Linked DNA regions of Mus musculus: all the other regions are linked to region 3. A link is a loop called in an ENCODE intact Hi-C map of the cell type or tissue named here. Cell type or tissue: heart. All regions are shown on one strand. Region 1 has its middle 19 kb from the start of Gm40252. Region 2 has its middle 5.1 kb from the start of Gm40255. Region 3 has its middle 11 kb from the start of Gjb5. Region 4 overlaps Csmd2 (CUB and Sushi multiple domains 2).

Evidence for each region. Peaks named below come from ENCODE experiments on the same cell type or tissue, not always from the same donor. Only the 100,000 strongest peaks of a DNase experiment are listed, where the experiment ranks them.
Region 1: it touches region 3 in a loop (8-fold over the local background); 10 of 42 quality-filtered maps call a loop at or near these places.
Region 2: a loop joins it to region 3, with 18 times the contacts of the local background. A loop is called at or near these places in 18 of 42 quality-filtered maps.
Region 4: it touches region 3 in a loop (6-fold over the local background); 18 of 42 quality-filtered maps call a loop at or near these places.

Annotation. Positions count from the first base shown.
Region 1 is chr4:127,432,072-127,440,071 of GRCm38, forward strand. No RefSeq gene overlaps it. Among named protein-coding and RNA genes, the nearest start is that of Gm40252, 19 kb to the left of the region's middle. In heart, a CTCF peak has its summit at 3,234 (motif pointing left); no DNase peak of the experiment used is centred here; H3K4me3 peaks cover 396 bases; H3K27ac peaks cover 270 bases.
Region 2 is chr4:127,609,622-127,617,621 of GRCm38, forward strand. No RefSeq gene overlaps it. Among named protein-coding and RNA genes, the nearest start is that of Gm40255, 5.1 kb to the right of the region's middle. In heart, a CTCF peak has its summit at 3,348 (motif pointing left); no DNase peak of the experiment used is centred here.
Region 3 is chr4:127,365,349-127,373,348 of GRCm38, forward strand. No RefSeq gene overlaps it. Among named protein-coding and RNA genes, the nearest start is that of Gjb5, 11 kb to the left of the region's middle. In heart, CTCF peaks have their summits at 3,185 (motif pointing right) and 5,292 (motif pointing left); a DNase peak (open chromatin) is centred at 6,433; H3K27ac peaks cover 2,118 bases; H3K27me3 peaks cover 1,037 bases.
Region 4 is chr4:128,540,543-128,548,542 of GRCm38, forward strand. It overlaps Csmd2 (CUB and Sushi multiple domains 2), which reads left to right. Exons shown (of 71, transcript NM_001281955.1): 58 at 4,128-4,304; 59 at 5,430-5,609; 60 at 5,999-6,172. Among named protein-coding and RNA genes, the nearest start is that of Gm33656, 12 kb to the left of the region's middle. In heart, a CTCF peak has its summit at 3,059 (motif pointing left); no DNase peak of the experiment used is centred here; H3K27me3 peaks cover 387 bases.

The DNA.
Region 1 (8,000 bases), 67 kb after region 3:
CCTTGAGGTTGACTAGGGTTGAAGGGTGATGGATTCATCTGTCCCTCCCTCTGAGGGCAGGGACGTGGCCCGCAGAAGTCAGCGGACTCAGAGATTCAGTCGGCTTCTGAGGGAGCTCAATGGATTTCCCTCCCACAGCCTCTGTCTGCCTTGTATAGACAGCCCTTACCTGGGAGGCAGGCTGGAATTTATAGCAAAAAGAAAAGTCCCCAAAACTATACCAAGTACCTTTTGGCAGTGGTTTAAAAGGGCCCAAGAGACAGCCTGTCAAAAGCAGTCCCTGGAGATTGGAAGATGGCTCTGTCAACAAAGGACTTACTATGCAAGCCTGCGTTTGGTCCCTGGGACTTATGTAAAAAGTCGGGTGTGGCTTTGCACGTGTAACCTCAGCTCTAGGGAGATGGAGGCAAGAAGATCCTTGGGTCTTGGTGGCCGGTTAGTCAAGCTGAATAGGGGAGCCTCCTGCCAAGGTTCAGTGAGAGACTCTGTCTCAAAAGCTAAGATGAGCATAGCTGAGGAAGACATCCAATATCCACTTAATGGTTTACACACACACACACACACACACACACACACACACACAGACACATACACACATACACACACACACACATACACACAGACACAGACACACAGACACACACACACACACACACAGAGTATTATCTATCTTTTACCTCTCCATCTGGAAGAAGAGTTGAATCCCGTGAGTCTGCACTCTTATGAGCATGCACACACCGAGAGAAGAGGCAAGGACCAGTGAAGAGATGGCTCAGTGGACCAAGTGTTTGCGGTGCAAGCCCAATGACCAGCAACCCCGCACCAGGGTGGGAGGAGAGAGAAGAGACTTCTCAGAGTTGTCCTCTGGCCTCCGGATATGTGCTGTGGCGTGTGTGCACCCATGAAATAAGACTTTTTAAGGAGGAGGCTAAGTGGCATTGTAAAGCTTCTACTAGGGAGTCTCCTCTGCAGTGGATGCTGTCAGGGTCTTCTGTTTTACAGGGTGGAGAGGTAGAGCTGCTTGCCTGAAGTTTTCCAGCTGGCAAGCTACACAGCTGAGATTTGAACTGACACTTCCCGCAGAAGGTATCTGGATGACAGGCAAGCAGCAGGATGCTTGACCTCAGCAGTCACCGGAATATGCAAAGGCTAGCCACAGTGGAGCGCTGCTACTAACCCACTGGTCCCATCCGAATGACTAGCAGCAAAACACTATGTGCTGTCAGGGGGCGGGGGAGGGGAGGTGGTACCAATACAGGGTCTGTGGGCATGAAATGGGGCTTTGGAAGGCAGCTTGGCAGTCGCTAAAAAAACTTTAAATGTGTAGCTATCATAGGATCTGCTGTGTCACATTTAGATATTCGCCTTGGGAAGTGTGTGTGTGTGTGTGTGTGTGTGTGTATACATGCATGTGCCACAGTGCTTATGTGAAGGTCAGAGGACAGCCTCCTTTGTTAGTCTTCAACTTCCACAGCGTGTGAGGTAGGGCCTCTTGTTGGTTGCTGTTGTGGACGCCCAAGAGCTGGCCTTCCAGCTTCCAGGGAGTCTCTGGTCTCCCAGTCCCATCTGCCCATACATGTGTAGGTGTCTTGAGGCAGGCTGCCTCTAGGGGTTCCAGGAATCCAAACTCACCTCCTAACACTTGCCAGTGCAAACACCTGCCAGAGTCCCCGCCCAGAACCTTCATTTGTAACATCCCCAAAGTGGAAACAAGTTACATGTTCATCAGCAGGTGAAGGGACAGACAAGTAGGGGCAACCTTGCCTGGAACACTAAGTTGAATGGACTATATGCAACCATGTGGATGAATCTCCGAAAAACCAGGGAAGGTCAGAGGGCAAGAAGCCAAACCTGAAGGTGTACACACTGTGTGATCTTACTTAAAGAAATCTCTAGAAAATACAATCCAATACAAGACACATGAGTGGTGTCTTGGGACTGAAAGCTAGGGCACAGGATGATATGGGGGCGGGGGCGGGATTACAGAGGATACAAGAACTTTCGGTGGGGACAGAGCGTTGGTTTTGACTGGGTGATAATTTCAAGGATATACACACATATCCAAACATGTGAAACGGGACATTTCCAATATGTGTTTTCTGTTGTATCAGGTTTGCCCCCAAAGAGCTGTTAATGACAATATATCGTCGTCGTCGTTGTCGTCACCATCATCATCATCATCACCACCACCACCACCACATAGGCAGCGTTTGTCTTGGAGTCCATCTCTTATCTACCTACAGTCCTGTTTTGCAGTCATATTGTACAAAGGGGGCTTAGCTCTGTTTGTGCTAAGTACATAGTAACAGCACCCTGAAGGTTGGTGGAACAACTTGGTTAATACTGTGCTTGCCACATGGGTGTAAGGACCAAAGTCCAGCCCCTAGAACTCACATGAAAATGCCAAACGTGGGCTGGACAGATTGCTAAGTGAACAGAGTCCTTGCCACACAAGAGTGAGAACATGATTTCAGGACCTCAGAACCATGTAAAAGCTGGCTACAGTAGCACACGCTGGTGATCTCGATGCTCCTGTGGAGATAGGGGAGGTGGACAGAGAAGAATCCTCAGAAGCTCATGGGCTCCCTAACACCGGGGAGGAAGAGACTGGCAAGCTTCAAGCTTAGTCAGAGACCCCGTCTCCATAAACAAGATGGATAGCAAATGAGGAAGATACATGGAGAAAACTGGGTACAGGAAGTTGGGAAAACCCAGAAGGAACGCATGGCGGCTCTTTGAAAGCCCTGCTGAGGCGTTAATGAGACTCCTCAGGTGGAAACTTGAGGAAGGCAGCTACTTCTTGTGATGGGGTTTCTCTTCCCACCTGGGAAGCCAGCTCACTGTGGACAGTACCCACTGAAGAGGGTTGTGGGAGGCAGATTGGCAGGCCCCAAAATCCCAGCGTCTGAAAGCATGACCGAGATCAGGGACATCTCCTCTGATGTGCAGTATCTTCTTCCTGCTAGTCGCACTCTCCGCTGCCCTGCCCGCCCGTCCCGCCACCCCCCCCCCCCCCCCCAGCTCCGTAGAGTGGCTTTGTTTGTCGTCATATGTGTTATAACTGGTGAATGCACGTGTGTACACATGTGTGGGGAGGTCAGAGGGCAAACTCAAGCATCTCTTCCCAGCTGTCTTCCACCTTTTGTTTGTGACAGTCTCTCACTGGGTTGGAACTTAGCCAATAGGGAGGCTTGCTGGATGAGACGCTCGAGGATCCCCCTTCTGGCTGTCGCTGGGATTGCAGCTGCACAGCACCCGGCATAGTTTTTTGCATGGGTTCTTGGGTGAATTCTGGTCCTTATCTTTTGTGGCAAGGACTTTACTGACTAGACCTTCTCCAGATTCAGAATGGCTTTTTTTTTTTTTAAATTGAGCCCGAGCCTTTCCCTTATCCTTCTGATGCCACTATCAAACTATCAAAGGAGTTAACTGTCTCCTACGGTGCCATCTCCATCCCAGTAGGGGTCACTTAACCAAATCGATGCCATAACAAAATCTCAGAAGGACCACGGACGTGAACGTCTCAGGCAAAGAGCAAGCATAAACCACCCTGGAGGAAAGCCGATCCCTGTGTGGAAGAAGTGAGTGTGACCAGAGTTTAAACAAGTTAGAAATTGTTAGAATGCTCTGGGGCCGGTATTGTTTTCAGTGTGGACAAGGCCTTGACTCAGGAGATGAAGAGAGCATGGTACCTGTGGTTCCCTTGGCAACCACTCTGACTGGAGACCTAGATGCTGGAGAGTGGCGAAGGGTGTAGCTTGGAGTCCTCTGCAACTCTTCACCTAGAGATGGGGAGGGAATAGTTAACCAGCAGTGACCCAGGAAGGCTGTGTGGGGACAGGTGCTTTCTTTCCTTTAGTCAACGGACCTGCCAAGGTTTTGATCAATGATATTAGAGATATCCAGGCACTGCATGCCTGGATTCTGAGATGCCCCGTGGTTAGATAGGAAGTTGTTGTGAGCACAGGGTCTTCAGGAGTTCCCACAGAGGTACAGACTGCAGTCCAGAACGGGCAGAGGCAAAGCCCTGCATGCACATGAATGGTGTTCTCTAGCAAGAGGACCACAGGGAAAGGGGTGGGAGGGGGAGAGAGGGGAAGAGGAAGGGAAAGAGGGAGGAGAGTGGAGGGGACAGAGGAGTGGGAGAGAGAAGGGGGAGGGGAGAGAGAGAGAGAGAGAGAGAGAGAGAGAGAGAGAGAGAGAGAGGCTTAAGGCTTCTCCTCAGAGTCTAAACATTGGATAAGGAGTTGAGGGAGAGAGTCTGAGAATTTCTATTAGCGGTCATTTAGGCTGCCTGATCTGAGGAACAGAACCAGGCTGCGCATGCCTGCTTGCAACCAAGGGCCTCCCCCTCCGCCCCCCCCCCCCCCCCCCAGACAGGGTTTCTCTGTATAGCCCTGGATGTCCTGGAACTCACTCTGTAGACCAGGCTGGCCTCAAACTCAGAAATCCGTGTGCTGGGATCAAAGGTGTGCACCACCACGCCCACCTGGCTTTCCAAGGGCCCTTCTAAGATCACTGGAGATGTTTGCATACTTTAACTCTTTCAGGTACAGCCAAAGGGTGCATCCTACTTCTGCCCCATTTCAGAGATGAAGAGACCGAGGCACAGAGGAAATGGAGGCACGGGCCCACAGCTGGTGAATGACCTGGGCTGCCTTGGCTAATGTGGACTGGTGTGGACCTGTAGAGATCACAGAGGAGGGGTTCGTGGGTAAAGAAGGGTTGAGGGCAAGATAGAAAACACTCTGGGCAGAGTGAGGCCAGTGGCACCCACCGGCCAGGCTTAAGCTCGGTATGGGTGTGTTTTATCCTTGGTAAGTCCACCACCCAAGGGATGGCTCCTGGGTTCTACTCCACCAAGACTGAAGTCACAGGCCTGGTTCTTGCACTTCCTGCTGGGAAAACGCCCCTTGCTTGTACCTTACACCTTAGCCTGTCCTGTCTGGCTGTGTGTGTGTGTGTGTGTGTGTGTGTGTGTGTGTGTGTGAGACCAAAGTGCCCAAGCAAATAGCTTCGAGGAGGAGTTACACATTTTAGGTCGTTGTTTCTGAGGTTGATTCTGGGCCTGTGGTGAGGTAGAGGATCAAGGCTGTGGGATTTGAGAGGAGACTGCTCACTCAGGGGGCAGGGACAGGAAGGCCTATGCTAATGGGGTGTTTTGCTAGTATGTATGTACGTATGTATGTATATATGTATGTATGTATGTATGTATGTATGTATGTGCATCACATTCATGTAATACCTTTGGAGGGTAGAAGAGGGTGATGACCCCCTGAGACTGGGGGTTACAGGCAGTTGTGAGCCACCATGTGGGTTCTGGGAATTGAACTGGGGGTCTCTGAAAGAGCAGCCAGTGCCTTTAACAGCTGAACCATCTCTCCAGCCCCTCCCCTTGATTTATCTGGGCGGTCAGCCTACAGGATGGCTGCTCCCATTCAGAGCAAGTGCTCCCTCCTCAGCTAATCCTCTCTGGCCTCTCCCTCACAGAGGCTCCCAGGTGAGCGTCACTGATCTCTGAAGTGTTTCCTCAATCCAGTCAGACCAGTCGTCAGTACCACCTCTCACAACACATCTGTTGTTCCAAACCCAGGTTTCCCGAGTCTCCCCTTTCTTCAGGCCACACATACCTGTGGTGGTTGTTCCTAGGAGGTAAGCTGTGCTTGAAGACAGGCAGGACCCCTCCAGGGAACCATCATCTAATCACAAATACCCCACCAGCAGCCCATAAAGCCACAATAACCATAAACGCCGGCGATGATTTAAACCCACAAGAACAAGTACTGAGTTCTAGAAAGCACACATCAGCACATTAATTATACAGCAGATCCACCTGGAAAATGCCCAAGAAGCAAAATGACTGGGCTGTACCATCAATCAGGCAGAACACGGATATACGTGGATGGGATGGTGTAGAGGGGGGTCAAATCTTAACTCTGCAGCCTCCCTCCCCCATGTAGCTTTGTATACATAAACCCCACGAAGCCTCAGAGTCTTAGGCAGGGCTCTCTAGAGCAACAGAACCAATAAAAATGTCTATATCAGGGCCGGAGAGATGGCTCAGATGTTGAGAGCACTGGCTGCTCTTCCAGGGGTCCTGAGTTCAATTCCCAGCAATGGCTCAACCATCTATAATGGGATCTGATGCCCTATTCTGGTGTGTCTGGAGACAGCTGTGGTGTACTCCTATACATTAAATGAATCTTTTTTAAAAAAAATTAAAAATGTTTACTTAAATAGCAGATTCATTGGAGGTAACTATAAATAACTGGGTCATCCAGCAATGGCTTGCCATCAAAGCTAAAAACCAATTTCCTGATCCAGGGAAGGGCTTTGTGAATGTTTGCCTATTTTAGCCTCTTTGCATATGGTTCAAAACGGGCTTCGTATTTCTGCCCTATTTCAGAGATTCCCCCCAGCGGTTCCAATGTAGCACTGAAAGCCTAGGGATTTCCTGGAGAGACCCTGGCGTGGGGTCTGTTTTGAAAGGATGAAGAATGTAGAGTCTGGTGCTGCCTCCTGGCAGCTTCACTTGCTCCCCACCCCCATGCTTCCAGCCTGTTGAAAGATGCTGCCCGCATTTGGGGTTCATCTTTCTGTATGAGGCAATTTTCTATGGAAACACTTCTACAAACAGACACACGGGAATATCTCACCTAGACTGATCCAGCCTGCTTGCCTGCCTTGGTGCTTCTCTTCCTCCCTTCCTCCCTCCTTTCCTTTCTTCCTGCCTTTCTCTCTCTCTCTCTTTCTCTCTCTCTCTCTTTCTTTCTTTCTTTCTTTCTTTCTTTCTTTCTTTCTTTCTTTCTTCCTTCCTTCCTTCCTTCCTTCCTTCCTTCCTTCCTTCCTCCCTCCCTCCCTCCCTCCCTCCCTCCCTCTCTCTCTCTCTCTCTCTCTCTCTCTTTCTTCCTCTCTTTCTTTCCCCTGTGCATATGTGTAGCTGTATATGTACATGTGCATTGGTGGGTAGGAGTGTATCTGAGCCTATGCATTCATGTACTTGTATGTGGAGGCCAGAGAACAACCTCAAGTATTTATTGTTCCTCCGGAGCCACCCTTATTTTCTGGAGCACGGTGTCTCTCTGGGACCTTGGGCTCAGCAGTTAGTCTAGGCTCTCCGTCCAGTGCACCCCAGGGATCCGCTTGTCTCTGCCTCCCCAGGGACGGGATTACAATCATGTACCACTACATCCAGCTTTTTAACATGGGTGCTGGAGGTTCAGATTCAGGTCTTTGGGCTTGCATGATAAAGTGGTTTGACTATGCTTGGCCCAGGGAGTGGCACTATTAAAGGGTGTGGTCTTGTTGGAGTAGGTGTGGCCTTGTTGGAGGAAGTATGTCATTGTGAAGGTTTGAATCCTCTTTCTAAGCATGTGGGAACCAGTCTTCTAATGGCCTTCAGATGAGGATGTAGAACTCTCAGTTTCTCCAGCACCAAGCCTGCCTGGACATTTCCATTCTCATGCCTTGATGATAATGGACTGAACCTCTGAAGCTGTAAGGCAGCCCTTATTAAATGTTGTCCTTATAATAATTGCCTTGGTCATGGTGTCTGTTCATAGCAGTAAAACCCTAACATGATCCAATTTTTATCTATTGAGCAACCTCTCCAGTCCCCAAGACACTTCTTACCCCAAGCCTGATTGGCAAACAAGACCGACTATCAGCGGTCATTATTGTCCAAGATGAAATGACAACAAAGCATAGTTGAGCTGGAAAAGTGAATGCAGCCATGTGTGGGGCTCCAGGCAGAGCCCTTAGCCTTGGGCTGCAGTGGTCAGCGCTGAGTGACAGTTGGTGACCACTTCCTCTGCCTTTGCAGAATGAGGATTGTGATAGCAAACTGAAAAAGTGGGCCTGAGGTCAGCACTCACTGTATAGCCGTAAACCCCTTTCCCTGTGTGTTCAGACCCCAGGCATAGAGCCACTTCAGATCTTTCTAGAATTACGATTCTCCAGGTGTGTCTTTGCCTTACAAAGTGCCTCTTAACGGGCACTAA
Region 2 (8,000 bases), 240 kb after region 3:
AGTGTTCTCTTAATCCCATAGTGTCTTAGCACTTCTGGGTCTTTATCCAATCATTGTGTTTGTCTCTCTGATTGTAAGTTTTGCCTGCCTGCTATTGATATGTCTGAATGGACATAGGATAATACATTTTACTGTCTTGTGCTAGCTTTTGCTGTTTTTCCTTTAAAGAGTTTTGTACTTTTCCTGATACAAATTCAAGCTTTTGGAGAATCTACTGATTCTTTGCAAGGAATACTTTTAAGCCTTATTATTGCAAGTCCAGACTGATTCCCTGTAAGACTCATTTATTCTCACAAAGAAGGCTTCCAAACCAGCTGAGGCATTCTGCTCATCTGCTCTTTACAGCCTGACTGGGTGTGAGGATCTGAGCTCTCCCCTTTCCTTCTGTGCCACAGAGGTTTCTCTTCTTTTTCACCTCAGTGAGTGACGGGGCATCTCTGCTTGTTCATGGCACATGCTCGGGCATTAGCTCTAACATGGTTCCCATCACACAAACCCAATGCCTAAGTTCTCCCTACCCCATCACACATCCATTTCCACGCGTGGCATCTCTCCACTCTCTTATCCACAATATTTCTTGCTAGGAGTGATTTCTATGGATTTGAACAGTCTTGTTCCATGATTCTCCAGATTAGAATGTAGCCAAAGCCTCAAAAAGATTATCTTTGATGATCTCTGGATCTCTCTTTGAAGACAGCTCCTTTTATTTTGTATACTCTGCCCCACAGAATTTAGCTGCCCCAGCTTCCCCAGTTCTGTGCTATCTCCTGAGTTCTGCACTGGGCTCTGTTTTGACTGTCCTCTTTTACAGATCACCATGGAAACTACCTGCAGACAGGGGGCAAAGGCAAAAAAACCCACTGAGCTGTCTGATCATACTTGCTTTTCCCCCAGGATCAAAGTTGTGTTAGGAACCTTTTCTGTTTGTTTACTATTTATGGAGAGAGGGAAGACACTTGTAGCAGTGAGACCCCACGGTCAAAAACAAGTCTTCTAAGGGCAGGGATCCAAAGCTCCCAGTCTTCGGTTGGACTATCGGAATTGAGTTATGGCTCTGAGGAGGGCGGCTTTATAATACAATCTAGCCACTTGGCCATGTATCCTGTTAGCTATATTACTACAAGGTGTGTGTGTGTGTGTGTGTGTGTGTGTGTGTGTATGTGTGTGTATGTGTACATGCCTGTGTGCATTTGTGCACATTTTTATGTGCACATGTGTTTGTGTGCATGTATCTATGTGTTCATGTGTATGTATTCGTGTGTGTCTCTGTGTATGTGTGTTTTTCTGGGACTTGAATCCATGCTTTTCAGCACAGGCTCCGATGCCAAGTTACACCTGAGTCACCAGGTGTTCGCACACCCAAATGTGTGTCTAGGAAATGCAAATGCACTTCCAGCCAAATGTGGTTCAAGGAAAGACGTCTCTCTCCATCCTTCCAAGCTTCCCTCTTTTTTCCCAATCTCAGCAAGATGACAGCACATCCCCCATCACTTGTGACTCAGGTCTTGGTGTGGCTTATGTCCTTCCTTGATCCCCAAACCTAACTAGTAGGTAGGTTCTGAGCTCCCACACTTGCCTGTTTCCATCAGCAGATCTCTCTCCTGCTCAGGCCTCCCTCACTCCTTGTGGTGTGATGCTTCCAAGGCTGGTCTTCGTGGTGACCAGAATCACATTATTGTTTTAAAACTGATGAATAAAACAGTAGACATTTATACCCACAGTGTGATGTGCTGCTGGGTGTGTACACTGTGTGCCGGTGCATCCTTATTTCTTGCGATGAAAATATTAAAATTTTTACCTATTAATTTTTAAGTATGACATAGATTATTATTAACTATATTCAGTATGCTATGCAACCCTTCTCCAAAGTTTACCCTCTGGATCTAACTGAGCCATATCTTCTAGCTGTTCCCCCCACTATTGTCTGAGGACCACCATTCTGCCCTCTTTCTCGATGAATTCGATTTTTTTTTACCATGTGAGATCACACAGTAGTTTTGTTTTTATGTATGTATTATGTCTTATTTTATGAAGCAAGAATGCTCCACGGCTCATCAATCTTGTGCAACAGGTTGCTATTCGGTCTCAATAAATTAGGTCTTTAGATAACATACTGTGTGCATGTACTTGTGTGCATGTGTGCACATGTATGTATATGTATGTGTATATGTGTACGTGTGTGTGTGTGTGTGTGTAGGTGGTAATACCACCACACACATGTAGAGGAGTGGAGGTCAGAGGATAACTTGCAGGAACAGGTTCTCTCTTACTGTGTGGGTCCTGAGAATCGAACTTAGGTTATCAGGCTTGGCAGAAAGCATCTCCACATGTTGAGCCGTGTCACCGGCCCCAAGCAAAGAGGTCTTGTCATTTATGACAATTCAAATGTAGCAGGAATTTCACTGCAGCAATAAAGCTTGGTGGCATCTACCTCTCCTTTAACACTTCTTCCATACCTCCCCTGGCATGAGTGGACTTCTCATCCTGCTCTGTACACGTACACTCCATCCCTACTTCCCTCACTGAATACCCCTCTTGTCCTTCACGTTTCCCACATCCTGTGAAGGTCTCGCTCTGCTGCCTCACCTACACAGATCCCACCCCCCCACACACACACACACACTGGCTGTTCTCTTTGGCCACAGTGATTTCTTCCTTATCTTATGTAACAGGATTCCTCTTCCCTTGCTATTTGACTCTGAATGTCAGCATGGCAGAGAGACTCACCACACGTAAATTAGCCATTTTCTATCACCTCAAGGCTCTACTTTTCTGCACACCATCCCTTCACTACCTGATAGGGATCGGACAATTCTTTTGCCTCCTATCTAAGCTGTAAATTTGGGAGCAGGAGCGCTATTTCTTATAAGCGGTTTAATGTCAGTCCTTAGAACCATTCATAGAACACAGTAAGCACTCACTAAGCCCATTAATGAAATTGGGCCACACATCTATCTTACAGGTTGCCTCCACCTAGGTACAAAGACATCTCCACAGAAACCCTTGGCACAGTGCATCAGGTCAATAGGAAGTTCAGAGCCATTAAGTGCATGGCTTTGTTGATCTCTGAGTAAGCCAGTTTCCCATGACTATAACAAATACCCGCATCAATCCATTTGTAAAGAGAAAAGGTTTTTTTGAGCTCACAGTTTTGAAGGTTCCAGCGGATGATTGGTTAACGTCATTGCCTTGGGTCTCTAGCCAGGCAATAAATCACAGTTGTGGCAGAGCTAAACCACTGACTCACAAGCAAAAAAAGCAGGGAAGAGACTGGAGTTCTAGAGTCCTTTGAGAATGTGCCCTAATGACCTCTCTGTTCCACCACTTCTCAATCGCGCCACCTTGTGGACAAAACCTTTAACACGTGGCTTTGCAGAACATTTAAGATTCAAACCAGTATTTGCCACCCACCTGCTTAGGGCAATACTAGGTATCTGGTAGAAGATTTAGGACTCGGGAAAACAGCTGTAGAGACTCGTCTCAGTTAATGGCCAGCAGAACCAAGTGAACTCGGAAGTCCTGGCTCTCTGCATCCACTCCATCTGCTTAGCTCCTGGCTGCACTTGCCTCTGCTAGAATTAGCTATGCCAGTGCCTCTGCTGTGCACAGGGTGATCAGAGCAGAAAACAGCCTGCCTTGCAGTTTTCAGATACTATAGCAAGGCCGCGTAGGATTAGGCTAGAGAGCTGTAAGAGGGAGGAATGCTGACGAAGGTGTGTCCGCTGAGAAAGTAGAGCGCTTCTACGGGAGAGCAGGCAGCCTCCTGGGACAGGTGGAAACACGGAGTCAATTGGAAAAACTTCCGTTTGGCGGGATTTAGAGATGTATAATACTATTGAGTTGTTCAAGAGTCTTACATCTCTGAATTTCCTTTCAGGCTAAAATACATTTACTACTTAAGGCATCTTCGAACTTCATGGAACCAGATGGCTCAGGACTTCATTTCATTAGCGTTCCTTCCTGGGGTGGTAATGGCCTCTGCTGCAGATCTGGATGGTGGCCACTGGCTTCTAAAGTGATATCAAGTGATGAGGAATTTGCCATTCCTCTAGGAAGCTCATTCCTACCTTAGGAAATTGATTGTTAGTAGAGTGTTTTCACTCTGGGCCAGAGATGCAACTGGCTGATTGTGTTTGGCTGAGAACAAGACCCTGAGCTCAAACCCAGCCACCCCAAAAAGAAAGGAGCAAACCAAAGACTTCCTGCATCGGACACAGACTTGCATGTGTTGCTTTTAAAATGGTCTTTGTTTTCTCTTCAGAGTACAACAGAGCAAACCTTAAAGTGTCTCCCATCCAATGGCCTAATAGGAACAGAACCGTGAACCCACATTCATACTGAAAGCCCAGTCTCCAGTATGGCTGTGTTTGGGAAACGGGCTGAGATGAGGTAATCACTAATAAGCGAAGTCTTGGTCTGAGTCCCAATAGGCTAAGATGAGTGGTTCATCTTCAAAGCATAGGAAGAGATGCCAGGGCAAGTGTATCGAGAAGAAGCCATTTAATGTAGAGAGTCATCTGGAAAAACTCAACCTGATTTCCCCTTGATCGTGGACTTCCAGACTCCAGAACTCCGGAAAGTAGCGTTGTGGTCTGTGTTATTTTGTTACTAGCAGCCTACACTGATTCCTGCTTAGTTTCTGTCCACCACAGCTGACAGGGAAAGCTCCTGGTAAATCCCCACTCAGGTGAGATGGCTCTTCTTTCTTCAGCTGCTACTCAGGCATCCATCGGATCGGGGAAGTGCTGTGGGCTCAGGTCACAGCAGCGGGACAATCCCCTTGTTCTACAGATACTGTGTTTTATAGTCAGTATCCTGTTTCAACTAAGAATGACCAAGTTTGACTCCTGTATTGGTTAGTTTTCTGTTAGACATCAAAAGACCTGAGATCACCAACTTACAAGGAGGGAAGCTTTGCGTGGGGTCATGGGTTTGGAGGTCCCAGTTCATGGTCCAGCTAGCACAATGGTTCTTCAGCTTTGGCTGAGGCAGAACACCCTCCAGGAATGCATGGTGAGGAGGAAGGGAGGGAGAGAGAGAGAGAGGCAGAGAGAGACTTTGAAGTTATAATTTGAATGACTTAAATTTACTACTTGGCACCACCTTTTAAAAAAAAAGTTATTTTATTTACCTATATACGACTTTGCATATGTGTACATGTGTAGAGTATCTGCAGAAGCCGATACTGGAGCTGGAGTTTCAGGTAGTTGTGAGCCTCTTGCTGTGGGTACTGAATTCTGGTTCTCTATAAGATCAGCAAGCATTCCCTTTCCTTGTCCAAAGGACATTTGTTTTTTGTGGCATTCTTGTGCATGACACAGATAGATGACAGTTTCCAAGTTGGACAACTCACAACTACCCCAAAAGATGTGTCTACAGAAGAGCAAGAAGTGGGGCTGAGGCCACTAAGAACAGCATCACCTGTGCACACATCATTACATAGAATGCACAAATTTCTTTAGAGCCTCTGGAAAGGAGTTAGCATGTCTTTGAATCTGACTAAGAGGGGAGTATGGATTTAGGAGTGGTGTTTCTGTTACTCAAAGAGCAAGGTCCAGAGTTTTTAATGCTATGCTCCTAGAAACAACTGTAAAGAAGCTTTCTTCAGAACATCCAACAGATGATGCAAGCCTGGAAACTGGATACTATACCTCACCATATTCTACTAGTTCTGATTTGGTTTCTTGTTTATTGGTTTTCATATATCTTTAACAAACAAGTTATTTATTTTTGTACTTTAGAAATAATCAAGTATGTTCAGATAAAATAGAGAAAGTAGCATATAAATGATTTGCCCTCGATTGTTAATGTTTCATGTGAATATTTGGATACCCAGATGTTGTGGGATGTTCTGGGCCTAATTATACTTGATGTTAATTCCAAAAAAAAAAAATCAGCAAATATTCTTACTCACTAAGTCCTCTTTCCAGCCCCAGGCACCACATCCTAAAGTTTCCACCACCTCCCAATGGCACCAAGCAGAGAATCAAGTCTTTACCGTACGTGGCAGGAAGACATCCCAGGGCCAGGCTGCAGAGCCTTCCAAGGCTGTGTAAACCCATCTCTCACAGGCTTTTCTCGTTGTCCAAGTGCATAAAGTATCCAGGCTAACATCGATAGCCTTCGATTTCATCATGTGAGATTCGCCTCCTTTTAAAAACCATCCCAGCACATTCCCTGCCTGGCCTCAAATGCTTATTATTGGAAAATCAATCCACCTTCTCCAGGCATCTTCATAATGATGTTGAGCTGGAAGAGATCAAGAGTGGATGCTGATATTACAGGGGATAGCAATAACAGTGCAGTTATATGGGAAGCCACAGAGTACCGCTTTCTGCTGGTTTGTTGATCCTGGAAAGCTAGGAAATGAGTTTCATGTGTCATGATCCTGCTTGGTAGGATAGAAAGGAACCAGGAACCAAGAACATTGGTCTTACTGTTAAAGCCACATGCCTCTTAGCACACCCAAGAGTGAAGGATAAGGTCTGATAGGCTGCAGTATCACTTATCTTCAACACTCTGTCACGGATAGGTATGACATTCTTCTTCACACGACAGATCTTCATGCATTCAAAGTCTTCCACTTCTAGGTCAGCATCCATGCGGAGTTTTATTGTTGTTTTGTTTTATTATTTTTTAAAGATTACACACACACACACACATACACACACACACACACACATACACACACACACACATACACACACACATGCACACACACATACGCACACACACACACACATACACACACACACACACACATGCACACACACACACACACACACACACACACACACACACACACACACACACACACGATGAGTACACTGTAGCTGTCTTCAGACACACCAGAAGAGGGCATCAGATCCCATGACAGATGGTTGTGAGCCACCATGTGGTTGCTAGGATTTGAACTCAGGACCTCTGGAAGAGCAGTCAGTGCTCCTAACCGCGGAGTCCTCTCTCCAACCCTGTTTTAATTTCTTTATAGACAGGTTCTCTCCATGCAGTCAAAGATAGTCTCAAACTCTATCTTCCTGTGTGTCCCTTCTGAGTGCTGGAATTGTAGTAACACATCATGATATCTGTCCACCTACTCACCATTATCCTTCGTTACACTTTATTTGTCCCAAACCTAGATAGACAGAGCCTCCTCAAACTGAGTCTGTCATCCTTTGCTTGTTTGGTTTGGGTCTTGCTACAGATCTCAGGTTGGTTTGGAATTCACTTCATAGCCCAGACTGGCCTCAAAATCCCCATTATCATCCTGCCTCAACCTCTTCAGTGCTAGGATTATAGGCATGCACCATGATGTCTGACTCCTCCTCCTCTTCCTCCCTGTCCTCCCCTTCCTCCTCATATTATAGAGCTCTGGCTTCCATAAATCCACAAGCTCTTTTCTTCCTTTCAGAAGTGTTCAGAAACCTTTTCACTAACCATTTGAAGAATCCAGTTTTAAATTCTTTTGTAAATTTTGCCCTTTCTGCATCACTGGCCACCAACCCCAGTGGTTCCTCCTCTTCTGCAAATGCGCTCACAGGGGCTCAGCGGCATCTGCACAGCTTCCTGGGGCCATAGGGTGCAGTTTCCCTTGTAGCATCTCTTCCAGCTCTGGCGAGATCAGCCAGGTGCTCTCTTGCTCCCCGCTTACCCATTGTGAGTACTCCTCACAGCTTTTCATCAGCACATTTGAGATTCATGTCTGCCACATCTTTATTCAAGGTGCCAATAAAATACATTATGTATGACTTGGTTTGCTGGGAGAAAATGATCATGTTTTGTGTATTTAGGGATGTAAGAGTTTGTAAAGAAGCAGAGATGGGGGTTGTTATTTCCTGACAAACAAACTCTTCTGGAAAATAATATTCTGCTTTCGCTCCTGTTTGTCACCCCTCCCCCGACTCGGATCTCGACCTCCCTACCCAGAGCACCTAGTCCTCAGGTAACATGAGAAGGGAGCAAAGCCGAGTGGACAGGAGGCAACCTGAACATCCAGGCCA
Region 3 (8,000 bases):
GTTTTATTGATAGGACTGAGCCCCATCACAGGCAGGCAGAAGAGGACATTCCCTCTTGTGACCCAGCTTGGGCTGTGGTGGGGCAGGAGGGGAAGAGGCAGTTTGGTGTTGACAGCTAGCAAGGGTCACCTTCAAGCAGGAGGAACTGGAGTGGGGAGGGGGAAGAGGGAGGGGGAGATAATAATAGGTTTGCTGGGTTTGGCCTGCCCAGGAGGGGTTCTCTTCCTGGTCATCTGCGGGATCCAGGTGCAGAACGCTAGGCAGTCATTAAGGATGCCCTGGGGACTTGGTGGCCTGGGAGCCTGCTGCTTCAGGAGGTGGGGTTTGAGAGGCAGTAGAGAGGAGGGTGGTAAGGGGGGAGGTGTATTCAGGCTTGGAGGCACAAAGGGCGTGTGGAGAGGCTAGCTAAGCAGGTTTGGAGTGCAGTTCGAGGCTCCTAGTCGGAGACAGTGGCTGGCTCAGAAGCCTGTGATAAACAAGGCATCCTAGTTTACCTATGGCCTCTGTATTTTAGGGAGGTTGGAGGGGGACCCCTGCATCCCATCTCTCTTACTTTCCAGAAATTAACGAGCCCCTCCCTTATTCAGAGGCCTTCCACAATCAGCTTCCCTAGGGAGCGGCCTGAAGTAGAAGGCAGCCAGGCAGGGAGGGCTGGAGCCTCCGAAGCCTGCTTATCACCTCCCCTTGGCTCCAAGAGGATAATTACACAGCTCCCAGAGCCCCAGGACTGGGCCAGAAGGCAATCCACACAGACAGCATCTCAAAATTAATGGGACTCCAAGGGGTTTGGGGTGGGGGTGGGGAGGGCCGAGGCTGTGAGAGGCTCAGAGAGAAATCAGATACAGGTAAAGGCTGCCTGGCAGAAGGAGCTAGAACACCATAGGCTAAAGCAGAGATGGAGGGAAAGAGCAAGTAAATTGAAGGCCAGAGAGGCTAAGTCACCTTCCTGGAGTCACACAGCAGTCAGGCTTGTACCCACATACCTCTAATGTAATGCACATGTAGTTTTGATTTACATCCATATGATTTACCTCTGAATTGCGTATAAAAAGTCACATTTCTGTGGTCTGTTGATATAAATCCAAATACATTATAGATAAATATAAATATATTAATCAGTCCGGCTCAGATTCCTTTCCTCTAACTTAAAAATAAGTAAGAACATTTTTGATTTCATGGAGGAGGAGGAGTCACGATCAGAGACCTTAGGTAACTCCCTCAAGGTCACACAGTATATTTTGGGTGGAGCTTCTCTGATAACCAGGACAAACTTCTAAAGCTTGTTTTTCCTAGGAGGCTTATCATAGATGTAGCAGGAATTCCAGTCTCCTAGACCTGGGCCCCCACCCTCTCTCTCCAGGACCCCAGGGCATCTCCTCACAGCTCCATTTTGTCCGTATCCATCCCTTCTTTCCCTGTCTTCTTTGGGTCAGGGTTAGCTTCTCCTGCAGTGGTGGCCTCTGTGGCCCCTGCTCCCAGCCTGCCTCCTGAAGAGTGGCTGCTAATGGCCCTGGAACAGAGGTCAGGACAGGCACACACTGTGACAGATAGGACTTAGGTAGCTTTGACCTTACCTCTGAATTGAGTATAAAAAGTCACATTTCTGTGGTCTGTTGATATAAATCCAAATACATTATAGATAAATATAAATATATTAATCAGTCGGGCTCAGATTCCTTTCCTCTAACTTAAAAATAAGTGAGAACATTTTCATGAGTTGTGAAGATAGGGTGGGCTCCATGTCCTGTGTCCCTTGCCTGTCTTGGGTGGATCCTGAGTAGTGTGGCCTAGAGGATTTGGCCTGAAATCTCTCTTGTGGCTTCTGAGGAATGATGGCTTGTAGTCTGCTGAGGGCGTGTGTGTGTGTGTGTGTGTGTGTGTGTGTGTGTGTGTGTGTGTGTGTGGGTGCTGGAGAGCTCCCTCCAAAGTGGCTTGCTAACATAGCACAAGGCCGGCCATCCAGTGTCTCCATGGGGCTACCAGGGTGTCTGTAGAATTGATGCTGGCTTCTTCTGAGTAAGTGAGGGGTGAGTGGGGGAGAGCTTGTGAGCAATCCCTGGGGCTGTAGGGCAGTTGACGGAGCACTTGCCTAGCATGCCGAAAGTCCTGGGTTCGAGTCCCAGCACCCCACAGATTGGGTGGTTCATGAATGTAATCCCAGAGCTTGAGAAGTACACCAGAAATTCAGGGCCGACCTTAGATACATATTGAATTTGAGGTCAGCTTGGGCCAAAGATTCTGCCTCACAAGGAGAGGGAGGGAAAGAGGACGAGAAAAGGGGGAAGAAATCCCTTTACTGTGCTGGTCTTGTCCCTTCTTGGAAGTCCACAGTCAGCATACCATCATTGTCATATGCTTTGGGTTATAAGCCCCAAACACATTTCCTCCCACAGGGACACAGACACACACAGACACAGACACACACACACACACACAGACACACACACACACAGACACACACACACACACACACACACACACACACATTTCAAATAATATATTTTATTTTAAAGCCGTCATTACCAGCACACCAGAGGTTTTTTTCCCAGCCTAGTTAATCCTGACCCCATTGTCACCTCCACCCCCATTCCCTCTGACATCACCCTCTTCATGGCTGTCTGGAACTGCCTTGTTCCTTGTCTGTCTCCCTGTGTACAAGGTCAGCTCCACAAGAGGACCTCGTCTGCCTGTGTTCACCGCCACCATAGCCTCAGGATCTAGTGTGACCCTCACACCCATGAGTCTCTCGATAAAGCCCTTGGTGGCCCAAGGGAACCAGGGTCACCCTGGCAGAGGAGGGAGTAGTTGAAGAGGCTAAGGTCATATACAACTAGTTCCAGTACCTAGGGACTTAGAAGACGGTCCTTCCAGAAGAGGAGGCTGATTGGCAAGCACGAGAGACCTGCTGAGGCCGGCTGTGCTATATTGTGAGCAGGGGCTCTGGCTCGAGGGGTTAAATGGGGGAGCCAGATTTAGGAAGAGGTCAATTTCCAGTCATGCCAGGTGACTAATGACAGTGTACTCAGGGCCCACAAGGAGTCCTGTCACGCTGTCACTGCCCACTGAGGCTGTTGCTTTTGATATCTCCCTTGATTGTCTCTTGCTGACCTGCCAGGGTGCTAGGGGATGATTCCGGGGAGATGGGCTGGGTCCCAAGTTTACCTGCCTGCCTTGCCTGGATCGGCCTCTGGGTGGCAGCAGAGCCCCAGGCTTGACCGCAGGTTGTCTCCTTGCTGTCAACGCTCCTGGCTTGCTCTGTTAGGTTACCAGCTGTCTTTCCTGCCAGCTAGGGAGTGGCCCCAGGTCAGACGTTTGGGAATTCACGGCTGTATATGCACTTTTGAATCCTTCTAGCTGGATGGTGGATAGCAGGAAGGCCTCACAGAGAGACAGGAGACACCCAGAGAGCACATGGGCGGATATGCCAGACACGGGAAAGAAGATGGCATGGCTGGTGGCAGAGGATTCGGGACACAAGACTAGCCGAGAAGCGCTGGGGTTCAAAGCCTGGAGTCCCCTCATGGTATGGCAGCAGGCAGAAAGGAATGGTCCCCAGCTTGCCAGGAAGGACGCCAGTTGGGAATCAGAACAGGGTCTGAGAGCCCCACAGCTGCAGCTCAAAATGTGCCCAATTCAACCCCAGGCTCAATCTTCAGGCTGGGAGGGCAGCCTGCACACACAGGATGGTCCCCCATGGGTGGGTTCTTCAAGGCACTGTTGCCAGACTCTAGGTGAGATACAGCACTAGAGGACTGGTTTAGACTAGCCCTGACAACAGCTCTCTGCTTTCCCTCCTCAGAGGGGACTTCACCAGCCCCATACCTGCTGCCTGCCAGCCCTAATCCCCCACTATCCCACCTGGCGTCAGGTCCTTCCAGGGGCTTCTGTGGCCTGGAACTTGATTGCCTGATCACAGGTGGTTTTGTGCCCAGAGACTGAAGTCGGTCTGGGGCTAGCAGGGCTACCTGGCTGCCTCTCAGAGCTCGGGGAGTGAGTTCATTCCTGTTTCCTGCCTCCAAGACTGCTGCAGATGGGGATTCCCACAGCCCAGCCTCAGGAAGGGCTTGAGCCTGGGCAGCGGCTGCTCCCCTCCCTCCCACGTTTATGGTCCTGGGTCCGGTGCATGGCTGCCTGCTTACTTTTTACCTGGCTAGCTTTTTCTCATCTTCATGTCTCCATTTAAATGTCACTTTCTTGGAAACAGTCTTAATGCCCCCATTACTCTTACTCAAAGTGCCCTTTGCTTTGTCTTCAGTACATTCATCACACCTGACATTGTGGTTTCCCTGTGTCTGTGTGTGCACGCTAACACCCGGCCCCACAGAACAGACCCTAAGCTCCCTGAAGGCAGGCAGTGTGTTTGTTCCGCTCATCTCTGTACTCTTAGGCTCTCTCCTCCATGTCTGGGACACAGTAGATGCTTTAAAAAATATTTGTTGGTGGAGAGAAAGAGAGACAGGATGAGTTATGGATTCCCCTGGGGACGCCTATGTGTTGGGAATTAATAAAGGCCCACTCCAAAAACTAGCATTTCTCTCGATCATCAATTTTACTTGATGGTAAGGAATTAGAAGCTCCATATTCACTTATTAATTGAATATTTTACATTACAAAAGTAATACATGTTCCTTGTCAAAATGCAATCAATAGGCATTATTTTTATATTGAAACCAACCCTGACACAACATGGCATAGAATGCAAAGTCGGCCTGACTGTTAAGGAGGAGGATGAGGCTTCAAAGACATTTTGAGCCCTAGGGGTCCAGACTGCCTGTGGCACAGGCTTCTCCTCCAGGACGGTTGTAACTTAGATTGCAGGGTCCTCTGACCCTAGGAATCTCTGATTCAGTCTTGGGTGGGGCTGAGGCCCCTGTGGGTGAAGGGTTGGAGAGGGTCTTGTCCGGTAGCTGAGCTACTGTAGAGGCTCTGACTATAAAACACAGCAGGCACTGTGGGCTGGGCAGGCAGATGTTAGTCCAGTACTTGGTATGTAAGCCTGAGGACCCGGGAGCAGATACCGAGCATCTATGTGACTACACTGGATATGGCAGTGAGCATCTCAGTGCTGGGGAAAGGGGAGGTAGGAAGGTCCTGGGTGTGTGTGTGTGGGGGTGTCGCTGGCTAACCAGTATAGCACAGTTGGCAAGCTCCAGGTCCAGTGAGAGATCCTGCCTTAAAGACCAAGGTGACAGAGACAGAGAGATAGTGGTTCAGAGCACTGGCTGCCCTAACAGAGGACAGCCCCCATTACTCACATGGTTGCTCACAACCTTCGGCAATTCCAGTTCCAGAGGATCTGATGCCCCCTGATGGCCTCTGTGGGAATTGCATGTACATGGTGCATAAAATTCCATGCAGGCAGAACACTCATACAAATAAAATAAAAACCCAATTAACAATAACAACAAAAACAAGAAGGGGAGAATGATTTAGGAAGACACACAACATTGGTCTCTGGCCTCCACATGCACACATCACACAGGTGCACTTGTATAGCATGTACCCACAGACACACACAGATACACACAGACACACACACAGACACACATAGACACACACACAGAGACACACATAGACACACACAGACACATAGACACACAGACACACACACAGATATACACAGACACAGACACACAGACACACACAGACACACACACACGGCCACTGGCAGAGGCTCAATCAGAAAGCAAATGCCACTTTTTATACGTGCAAGTTGGTTAAGTAGGCATTTGTTGCACAGTGCACACCCAGAGAGGAAGAAGAAGGCAGACCTGCACCTTCATGGATCTGGGTTCAAATCTTAGCTCTGTGGGTGCAGCCTGGAGGAGTGGAATGTTTTCATGGGGCAGTGGGATGGGGTGGTGCATGGTGCATGGTGCATGGTGCATGGTGCATGGTGCATGGTGAGGAGATTAACAGGAAGAAACTGCCCTGGTGGCAAAATAACAAAAATACCTTTGGGAGCCCGGTGAGTTTATTGTGACCAACCCCACGGTCTGGGTTCAAATCCCATCTCTGCCATTTTTTTACTTATGTGAATTCAGTCAATTCCTTATCTCCCCTGAGTCTACAAAGGGGTTTCCCAGTGGTCATGGGAAAGCTGGCAGGCATGTTGGAATCCTCTGACTTTGGGACACGATGTCATCTGCAAGGTTCATGCTTGAGAACAGTGGGACTGAGTTACAAGAGATGAAAGTCATGAAGCCAGAAGTAAGCTTACCCTTTTGTGATGGGGCCCATTCATAGCTCTCTTCAGCCACACCTACTTAAGAAGGTTGGGCAGCTCTTACGGAATGTTGAGCCTTTCACAGAATCGCCTGGACAATATTTAAAACACCCTAATAGTTGGCTTCAGCTCAGATGGAGTGAGTCAGTGCTTGGAGTTTCATGAGCACCCAGAATGCAGTGCAAGTGTCCAGGGCAGCAGAGGGAGTTCCCACCCACAGTCCAACCCCAGGCTCCAGCAGTCAGCCAGTGGCAGTGTGCTTCTAACTGGACCGCTCTGCTCTTGTCTGCTTTTTGTCCAGGGCTCACGTAGTGGAGACAAAGTGCTGGCAAAATGCACCCAGGGTCGCTGCTTTGGGACCAGTGGTCTCAGACAGGTGTGGACTCAGAAAGACAATGACACAGCGACAGATAGGCCAGGCCAGAGCCAGGGCACACCCTACCCTTCTGTCCCTGCCCTACACTGATTCAGGAGGAGACCTTAATCTGAGCTGTGTTAGAAACTCCTGGGGAGATTCCTAAAGTGTGAGCTGGGGGCAGGGTTGGAGTTACTGACAGGTGTGTGTGTGTGTACGTACATGTGTGTGTATGTGTGCACTTATGTATATGTGTATGCATGTATGTCTGTGTGTGTGAGCATTTCTAGGGCTGGAGAGTTGTCTCGGTGAGTGAAGTGCTTGCTACACAAGTGTAAGGCTTAGCTCAGATCCACAGAACTTATGTTCAGGCAAGTAAGTGGGCCATACCTGTAATGCTAGAGCTCCTCCAGGGAGATGGAGACAAAGACAAGAGGACCCTAGATTCCTGGGGTTAGGGCAGCCTAGAGAGCACAATGGGGAACAAGAAACACTGTCTCAGGGTGAAAGACAAGGGCCGACACCCAAGGTTGTCTTTAATCTTTATGGGCATACTGTGACATTTGAACACTTATATTCATGTGCATGATTTACACACACACACACACACACACACACACACACACACACACACTGGACAAAAGGAGGGGAGCCAGTGCACACCGTGTTAGTGGCTTCTGCGTCACTACGACCACGTGCTTGATAGGAATGACTTAAGAGAGGGAAGATACTTTAAAGGTTCAGCTCGTCATTGTTGGGAAGGTTTGGGAGCAGCTCTGTGTGCAGTGTCTGGAGTGTCGTTCCCTCCGTCCTGGTCGTCAGAGAGAGAAAGGACAGAGAGCGCATGGTATGCGCTGTTGATGTCAGTGAGTCAGGAGAGAGAGTGGCATCTTCCAAATACTCTGGGGGAGACAGAGAGATGGATGGACCCAAAGAAGAGGGGCCAGCAACAGAAACAGAGGGAAATAGATTTAGCAGGAACTCAGTGAGAGTGACCAGGGAGTAGGGCTTGGAGACAGATGGTTTGCTCTAGAGCATGCTAAGGCTTGTAAAATTTGAGAGCTCAAGGCAGGGCCGTCAGGGAGTCTGAGGCACCATGGACGGGTCAGCTAAAGATCCAGCTTTCCAGTTTCATTTTGTCCCAGAGGGGACTTTGGCCTTTTGCTCAGAGGTCAGACCTGCTCCCCACCCTAGCCTCAGACAGTTTTCCCTATCTTCTGTCTCACCCACTGGGTTCTTTCCTCTTAGGAATGCCCCGGGTGTGTCAGCCAGCCTTTTCCGTTCTCTGTGGGTGTCTCAGGCTTTGGCATCCTTCTTGTTAATTCTAGGTTCAGCGCGGTGTCCTTCTTAGCTCTCAGTGTACCCTGGGTATTATCTGGGTGGTGTCGGTAAAAGATTCCCCAGGCTTCTTCCATTCCA
Region 4 (8,000 bases), 1.2 Mb after region 3:
GGTAGAGTGAGAGACAGGGAAAAGATGGTAGAATCCACATATGGTAGGATCAGACCAAAAGTCACCAGAGAACTGGGCCCAAGACGTGTAAGCTGAAAAAAGAAGAGGCATCAGACAGCAGGTGCTGGAGACCCCGATGGAATGTTCCTGAAGATTAGGTGCAGTGTCCAGGTCTCCGTTCTTGAGGTGTTATTTGGATTCTGTAGACTCTTTTTAGTTATATCAAGAGAGGCGTGGGATGCCAGGAAAGTGCCTTGCAGGGGAGAATTTAGTGTTTTCTTAAACACCCAATGGGCCAAAGCTCTTTTGATGACATTCAGATCCTAGGGTGGGGTCAGCCACATCAACAGGGGTCTGGTCAGAAATTTGACAAGGGTTTGGGCTGGAAGTGAATGTTGGGGGTGTCACCATGGAGGCTGTCCTCAAATTCCCATTTTAGGCCCCGCCCCATCCCCAACTGCTCCGATCTTGGTACTTTCCTCCTTTAACTGTTACACTTAGGCTATTATTTGAATTCGTGTTTAATGTGTGGATTTCTTAAGGACAGACTTGAGACCCCAGGGGCGGGTAGCTCAGTGGGTAAGAATACATGCTCTCCGAGCATGAATGCATGAGGTCAAACCCCCAGCACCCATATAAAAAGCCTGGCATGGCTTTGAGTCCTGTAACCCCAGCATTGGGAATGGAGAAAGGTGGATCTTGAGAGCCTGAGGCGCTCATCAAGCGGCACCAAAACAGCAAGTTCAGAGAGAGACCCTGTCTCAACGGAGAGACCCTGTCTCAACGCAGAGACCGAGGTGGAAAGTGACAGACAGCCGGCATCCTCTTCCAGCCTCTGCGCGCACGTACTTGGGTGTAGACACCTGCTCATTCGCATGCCTGCCTTGTACACACACACAGCAGCAGCACCCCCAAAAAGAACAGACGTGAGCTCCTGAAGTGCAGGGAACATAACTTATTCACTGCGTCTCAAGCTCCTTGACAGCACAAAGATTCACTGGATGAAGGAAACGCATGGCCTGTCTGCTGTGCTAGCAATACAAAAATTACACGTAGACTTTACTCTGGGGCTGCAGACATGCCGTTTGTTCATCATTACAAAATCAAATCAGCTATTAGAATTATACACCATCTATGTAAAAATCCTGGCGGGGCACGAGTGACCCTAACTACATATCCGCTTGGTGAATTCGTAATTCAGAGAATTATTTCAACTATCTGGCCAAGTGGGATTTGACCAGGGTTTTATATCCTAAAGACAAAGAGAACCACAAAGAATCCTCAAACTATTTTCAGCCATCAGGGTATCAGAAACTGACTTGGATCACCGCGTCATTCTTCAGTGACAGGTCCCTGAGAGGAAAGACCAGGGGGTCAGAAAATAAATAAAATAGGCATTTTGGGGTCAGGAGGCTTTACGTCTTATGTCAAGCTGTGTGTTATATCAAGCAAGTTTAGTAAGAAGTATAGCATCTTAAATACAGCTTTCAATGGAAGCTAATCAAGCAATATGCACAGAGGGAACACAGGGTATCTCACGTGCATCACAGAGGAGCGGTCAGTGACCTTGAGACTGTTAACCATAGCCCCTTAGAGAGGAGAGCTGCATTCTCAGGATGAAGTCACAGCTCCTCCAGGTTCTGGCCCAGGCCATTTCTGCCCATGCCCAGCATGTCCCGGCTTTATACAGGGAACTGTGGTCCTTCTCTGCACATCAGAGCCTCAGGAAAAGCCCGAGCCTGCCTGGCTCCCGACAGAAACAATGTGGGTATTATTATTCAAAAGCCATTCCATATAAAACATAACATAGATAAAGCAGATAAGTAATTATTTACTGTCATCAAGAGCCAAGATTTTTCAGCACATACAAATAAAGAAGTAGGAGCCAATGAGTTGGCTTGTGGCACAAGTATAAAGAGCTGAGTTCAAATCTCCCCACACTCGCAATTTTAAAAGTATAGAAGGGTGTAGCCATCTGCCTATAACTCCAGTGTCTCAAGGGGCAGAGAAAGGAAGACTGCTATGGCTTGCTGGCCTAGCTCCAGGTTCAGTGAGGAGCAAAGAAATAAGGCAGAGAATGATAGAGCAGGACCCCCAACAGTGTCCTCTGGCCTCTGCAGGTATGCAAGGGACACATACATCTGTGTGCACACACATGGGCACATATGCCATATACACACGGAGAGAGAGTTCTTAAAAACTTCATCTTACATGAAAACTCTTAAGCCCCAAGTGGGACTGGCAGTGTCACTATGTGCTCTTGGCACAGGTATTTTCCATTCGAAACGTTGTCTACACAGCCCAACCATCTAGAATCCACGGCTGCTCAGCTGCAGTGACGACTCTTAGAGAAGCCAGGTTCTTTGGAGCAATGGTTACAGAGCTGGGTTGGTGACTAGCAAGATAAACCTGAAGTATTCCACCTCCCCAGCAAGAAACCCACTAAAGGTAAATGGGATAGTGTGAAGGAAACTGCCATACCGAAGAGGCTCCCCTCAGCCAAGTGTGGCAACTTCAGTGTCAACAGGAAGAATAAGAGCAGTGGCTGCTAACACGCTAAATGCATTCAAAGTCCAGGAGTTCAAAGGTTCCTACCTACATAAACTCGCCTTTGAAGAATGCTAGGACACAAACTTGCTATTCTTATTCTTAAAAAAATAGGGGTGGGGAGTCTAGTATTGTGCCAGCCTCTCTTCATGAACTATATCACATGCTAAGCCGTTATCTGCTGCAGAGGGCTGGGGCTGTGGTGGCTCAGTCGCAGATTCTAGCTCCTTCCTCTCCTGCCTTAAACTCCCTTTTCAGTGAAAGCCAAAGACCAGAGAAACAAACAGATCAACCAGACAGAGGGGGTAGGGTGGGGGTGGGGATTGTGATGGTGTCAGGAAAGATCTAGGAGGAGAAGAGAGAAAAGAAACTGTGATCAGAATACATTATATGGGGCTGCTGAGATGGCTCAGCTCTTAAGAGCGTTGGCTGTTCTTCCAGAAGTCCTGAGTTCAATTCCCAGCAACCACATGGTGGCTCATGACCCTCTATAAAGGGATCTGGCGCCCTCTTCTGGCATGCAGGTGTATACACAGCAAAGCATTCATACATAAAATTAAAAAAAAATTTTTTAAAGATGACTTTAAAAAAAACATATTGTGCAAAAATAACTTCACTTTCAATTAGAAATAAATAAAACTTAAAAATAAGAGAGTACCCAGATCCAGAGTCCCATTAGCAGCATCCTGGAAGAGTGTTAGAAGGAGCCTGACATAAATATTATCACAGATTGAGGAATGTGCAGTTAGAATCAGGGCTGGGAAGGTGGCTCATTCTGTAAGGTGCCTGCCAGGCAAGCCCCAGGACCTGAATTCAGTTCCTCGGCACGTGTATAAAAGCAGGTGTCTTGGTCAAGGTTTCCATTGCAGTGGAGAGACATCATGACCAAGGCAAATCTAATAAAGGACAATATTTAACTGGGGCTGGCTTACAGGTTCAGAGGTTCAGTCCAGTATCATCAAGACGGGAGCATGGCAGTGTCCAGGCAGGCATGGTGCAGGAGGAGCTGAGAGTTCTACATCTTGTTCTTAAGGCAAACAGGAGAAGACTACTGGCTTCCAGGCAGCTAGGAGGAGAGCCTCAAAGCCCACCCCCACAGTGACACACTTCCTCCAACAAGGCCACACCTCCTAATAGTGCCACTCCCTGGGCCAAGCATATTCAAACCACTACCACAGGCATGGTGACTTCTGTTACAACCTCAGGGCTGGAGGAAGGAGGAAGCAGAGGCAGGCAAATCCTTGCATCTCATTGGCCGGCCAGCCTAGCCAAATGGATGATTCAGTGAGAAACCCTGTCTCCAAAAACTAAGGTGCAGAGTGATGGAGGAAGAGCCCTGATACCAACCCTTTGCCTCCACACACAGGCTCACACATACACAGGCATGCATGCACACAGAAACACGTACACACATGTACAAATAAAATAATTTTACAAGAAAATCTCAGACAGGTCTGTCCCTTCCTATGAATGAGACAATAAAACAGCAGCATAAGATGTGCCCCCATCTTTAGGGTTCTATGGTTCTTCAGCTCGGCAGTTTGGGTTCTGGGGGCTAACACACTCTTCTGCCTTTCCAGTGATCTCATGTGGGAACCCCGGAACTCCAAGCAATGCCCGAGTGGTGTTCAGCGATGGCCTGGTGTTCTCCAGTTCCGTTGTCTATGAGTGTCGTGAAGGCTACTATGCCACGGGCCTGCTCAGCCGACACTGCTCTGTCAATGGCACCTGGACAGGCAGTGACCCTGAGTGCACAGGTAAGAGCCAAGCCCCCTGGGCTCTGTTGCAAATGGCAGCTCAGACCACCCAGCCCCTCCCTGCCGAGTAAGCTGTCAGTGGGAGTCTGGAGAAAATGATTACAGTGGAACCGTTCGAATGCCTCTGTACGTTGAGCGTATTCTCCTGTACAGCAACCATGGAGCTAAGTGCTTCCCCTCCCATGTACACACCGCCAGAATCTCACCACAGCCCTATGACGTATCTGTGCAGACTTACTCTCTGAGGATCATAGTTTATAAAAAGGGTGAGCCTAGTGCAAGATGCGCATGCGGGCATGCACCAGGATGGTGTGAGCAGGGACACAGTAGCTGTGAGCCCCACTGTTTATACATGACAGCTGAGGTTCACAGGGGCTGATACAATACACAAGCCATCATCCAGGCTCTGGTTCACCCCCTTTCTCTTTCCTTTCAGGGTCAAGGTTCTGTCATACTCTGTCCACTTTGAAGCTGACACCACCCGCCATCTTCACATCTTTCCCTATCTCACTCAGACACATCTCCACCCCAACCCAGCTTCTGAGCATTGCATCTGCCTAGCTCTTCTTTGTTGCCCCTCTCAGGGTGCCCCAGACCCTTTTCCTCAGAAAGCCAGATATTGTGGTACCCAGACAGAGGGAAGAGATGGACTGAGTAACTCTGAGATTTCTTCCTTTCAGAGTCAACTCTGTGAGCTCAGACTCCATCTGAAATCCTACATTAAGTTCATACATAGATCACCAGTCGTACCGTGTCTCATAAACGGGACTTAATTATCGCATAGGTCTTAAGACCCTGCTTCTGGGTCTGAAAAAAAAAAAGCCTCTCAGAAAGACTGTCATAGGAGATGTTGCATCCCAGGACAAGCTATCATTTTGATCCATTAACAAACACATCATATGTTCTTCAGTCTAGAAACACTCCTTGCCCAGGACCTTGCCTACTTTAGGAAATAAAGTCCTGTGGTCCTTCCTCTCAGAGGAGTGGGTTTGAACAAGAAGGGAGGCCATCGTGTAATTAGATGGCATGCATGGTATAGGCATGAACAGTGGACCTGTAGATTGAGATGCTGAGGAGACAAGGCCTGGGCTAGGAGTGACAAGCATTGTGTCTTTCTTACCCTAGTTATAAACTGTGGTGACCCTGGGATTCCAGCCAATGGCATCCGGCTGGGCAATGACTTCAGGTACAACAAGACTGTGACATACCAGTGTGTCCCCGGCTATGTGATGGAATCACACAGAGTGTCTGTGCTGAGCTGCACCAAGGACCGGACCTGGAACGGTACCAAGCCGGTTTGCAAAGGTACGTCTGGAGGCTGAGGATGCGGGTAGGGGGGCAAAGAAGAGACACATGTAGGCATCAGCCTTGAACATGGGGGAGGGGGGTTGGCATCCCAGCAGGAGTGCGCATGGTTAAGGCTGGTCCTGCTCAGATTGTCAGGAAGTTGGAAGGTCCTGAGGAAAGATCTGACCCTCAAGCATCCTCAAGGGCTGTGTGATGGGAGAACAGAAATGTTATACATGAGACAGATCCCGCAAAATAAAAGATTGGAACTGCCTCAGATTCATTCCAGTCCTGCTTGGCCCAGACTCCAGCTGCTGCATGGTAGCTGGTGGTACTGGTGACAGTAGTAACGGGGCTTGTTTCCTCAGGGCAGCCTCAGAACTCAGCCTCCTCTGGTCTCCCCACAGCTATCATGTGCAAACCTCCTCAGCTCATCCCGAATGGGAAAGTGGTGGGGTCTGACTTCACGTGGGGCTCTAGCGTGAGCTATGCCTGCCTGGAGGGATACCAGCTCTCCCTGCCTGCCGTGCTCACCTGCGAGGGAAACGGATCCTGGACCGGAGAGCTGCCTCAGTGCTTCCGTGAGTGACTCCCAAGGGCCCTCGGCACCGTCCTCCATGACAGCACGCAGTTTCCCCCCTCGCGCATGCGCACTCACACGCGCATATACCAGCGCTCTCTATGGAAAGCATAGAATCATCAGCTTTCTCCCTGAAGCAGAGCTATTTCTCAAGACGCCATGAGAGTGGGAGGGAAATTTAAAGGAAGACATTGAGAATATTTTAATGGAGGCCTGAATTTAGACACTGAGGAAGTCATGGTGGTCGGAAATGAAGTCAGACATAATAGCAGTGTCCCCAGACCTGAAGGGATCAGTATCAGAGTGAGGCATATGCCAGACACATGTCTCTCTTCATGGAAAGATGTCTGGTTGCTTTCTGTGGAGAGACTATCCATTATCTGCCTGGACCAGTTGTGTTCTGATGAGCTCCAGTCCATTCCAGGCCTCATGTTTCCTGGGTTTCCAGAGAAGCGGGCTGAAGATGCTAGGTGCACCCATGAGTGGGCTCTGGAAAGTTCACTCCATCCTTATGCTGCACACAACAGTCAGGTTTACCAGTTTTCTTCCTCCTGCTATCCCTCAGAAACAATCTACACACCTGAGAAATTCTGCTTCCCTTTGGGAATTTCCACCGTGCTTAGAATCAGTAGGTCAGAAAAAATACAAAAAGCGGGGGGGGGGGGAGGACGACTTTGCTTGTGGTCAACACCCCAGCATTCTCACCCACCAGGGGGACATGTGCCAGGTCACAGCCTCTGAATGTCTGGACTCAATTTTGCTTTTCCTCCTGAAACAAAGATCCGCCTTGCCTGTATATCATGAAGGCTGAGGGTGTAGCTCAGTAGTGAAGTGCACGCATAGTGTGGATGACATTCTGGGCACCGTCCCCAGCACACAAAAAACAACAACAGTGAATTATGCTTATTGCAGAAAAACAAACAACAGAAATGGACAGTAGCTGGGAAGATGACCCAGTCAGCAAAGCAGTGGACAGTAGCTGGGAAGATGACCCAGTCAGCAAAGCAGTGGACAGTAGCTGGGGAGATGACCCAGTCAGCAAAGCAGTGGACAGTAGCTGGGGCGATGACCCAGTCAGCAAAGCAGTGGACAGTAGCTGGGAAGATGACCCAGTCAGCAGTTGCTTCAAAAGCCTGGCACCCCATCCCCCAGAAGCTATTTTTTAACAAAAGGTTGAGTGTGGCAACATACACTTGTAATTCTAGTACTGGGAGGCAGAGACAGACAGACAGACAGACAGACAGAACCCCTAGGCTTTCTGGCCAGCCAGTTTAATATACTTGGCAAGCTCTAGGCCAAAGAGAGACCCTGTCTCAAAAAATAATGTGGAGAGTACTGAAGAATGACAGCTGAGATTGTCCTCTGGCTTCCACACACACATACCTGAAGGTAGGCATGCATATGTGCATGTGCACACACATACACACACACACACACACAGAGGGGGGGTTGTACTCTATTAAAAAATATGAAAATTAAATTTCCCAAACATAACCATAGTTGTAATGATATATGTTCAAGTTCTTTTAAATGGTATTGGATCTTGACACATTTTCATGACCTGTATTTTTGAGAAGCCACCAAGAGCTTTCTAAGCACCTGTGTCTGACAGTTCAATACTTACTGATCTGTGCACTGTCATTTCAATGGCTTTTAAAACATTTTTATAAATGTGTGTGTGTGTGTGTGTGTGTGTGTGTGTGTGTGCATACATGCTCAGGTGAATAAGAGCTGGTACCTGTAGAGGCTAGAAGAGGACACTGGACTCCTTGGAGCTGGAGTTGTTAGTGGTTGTGAACCACCTGACCTGGTTACTGGGAACAAAACTC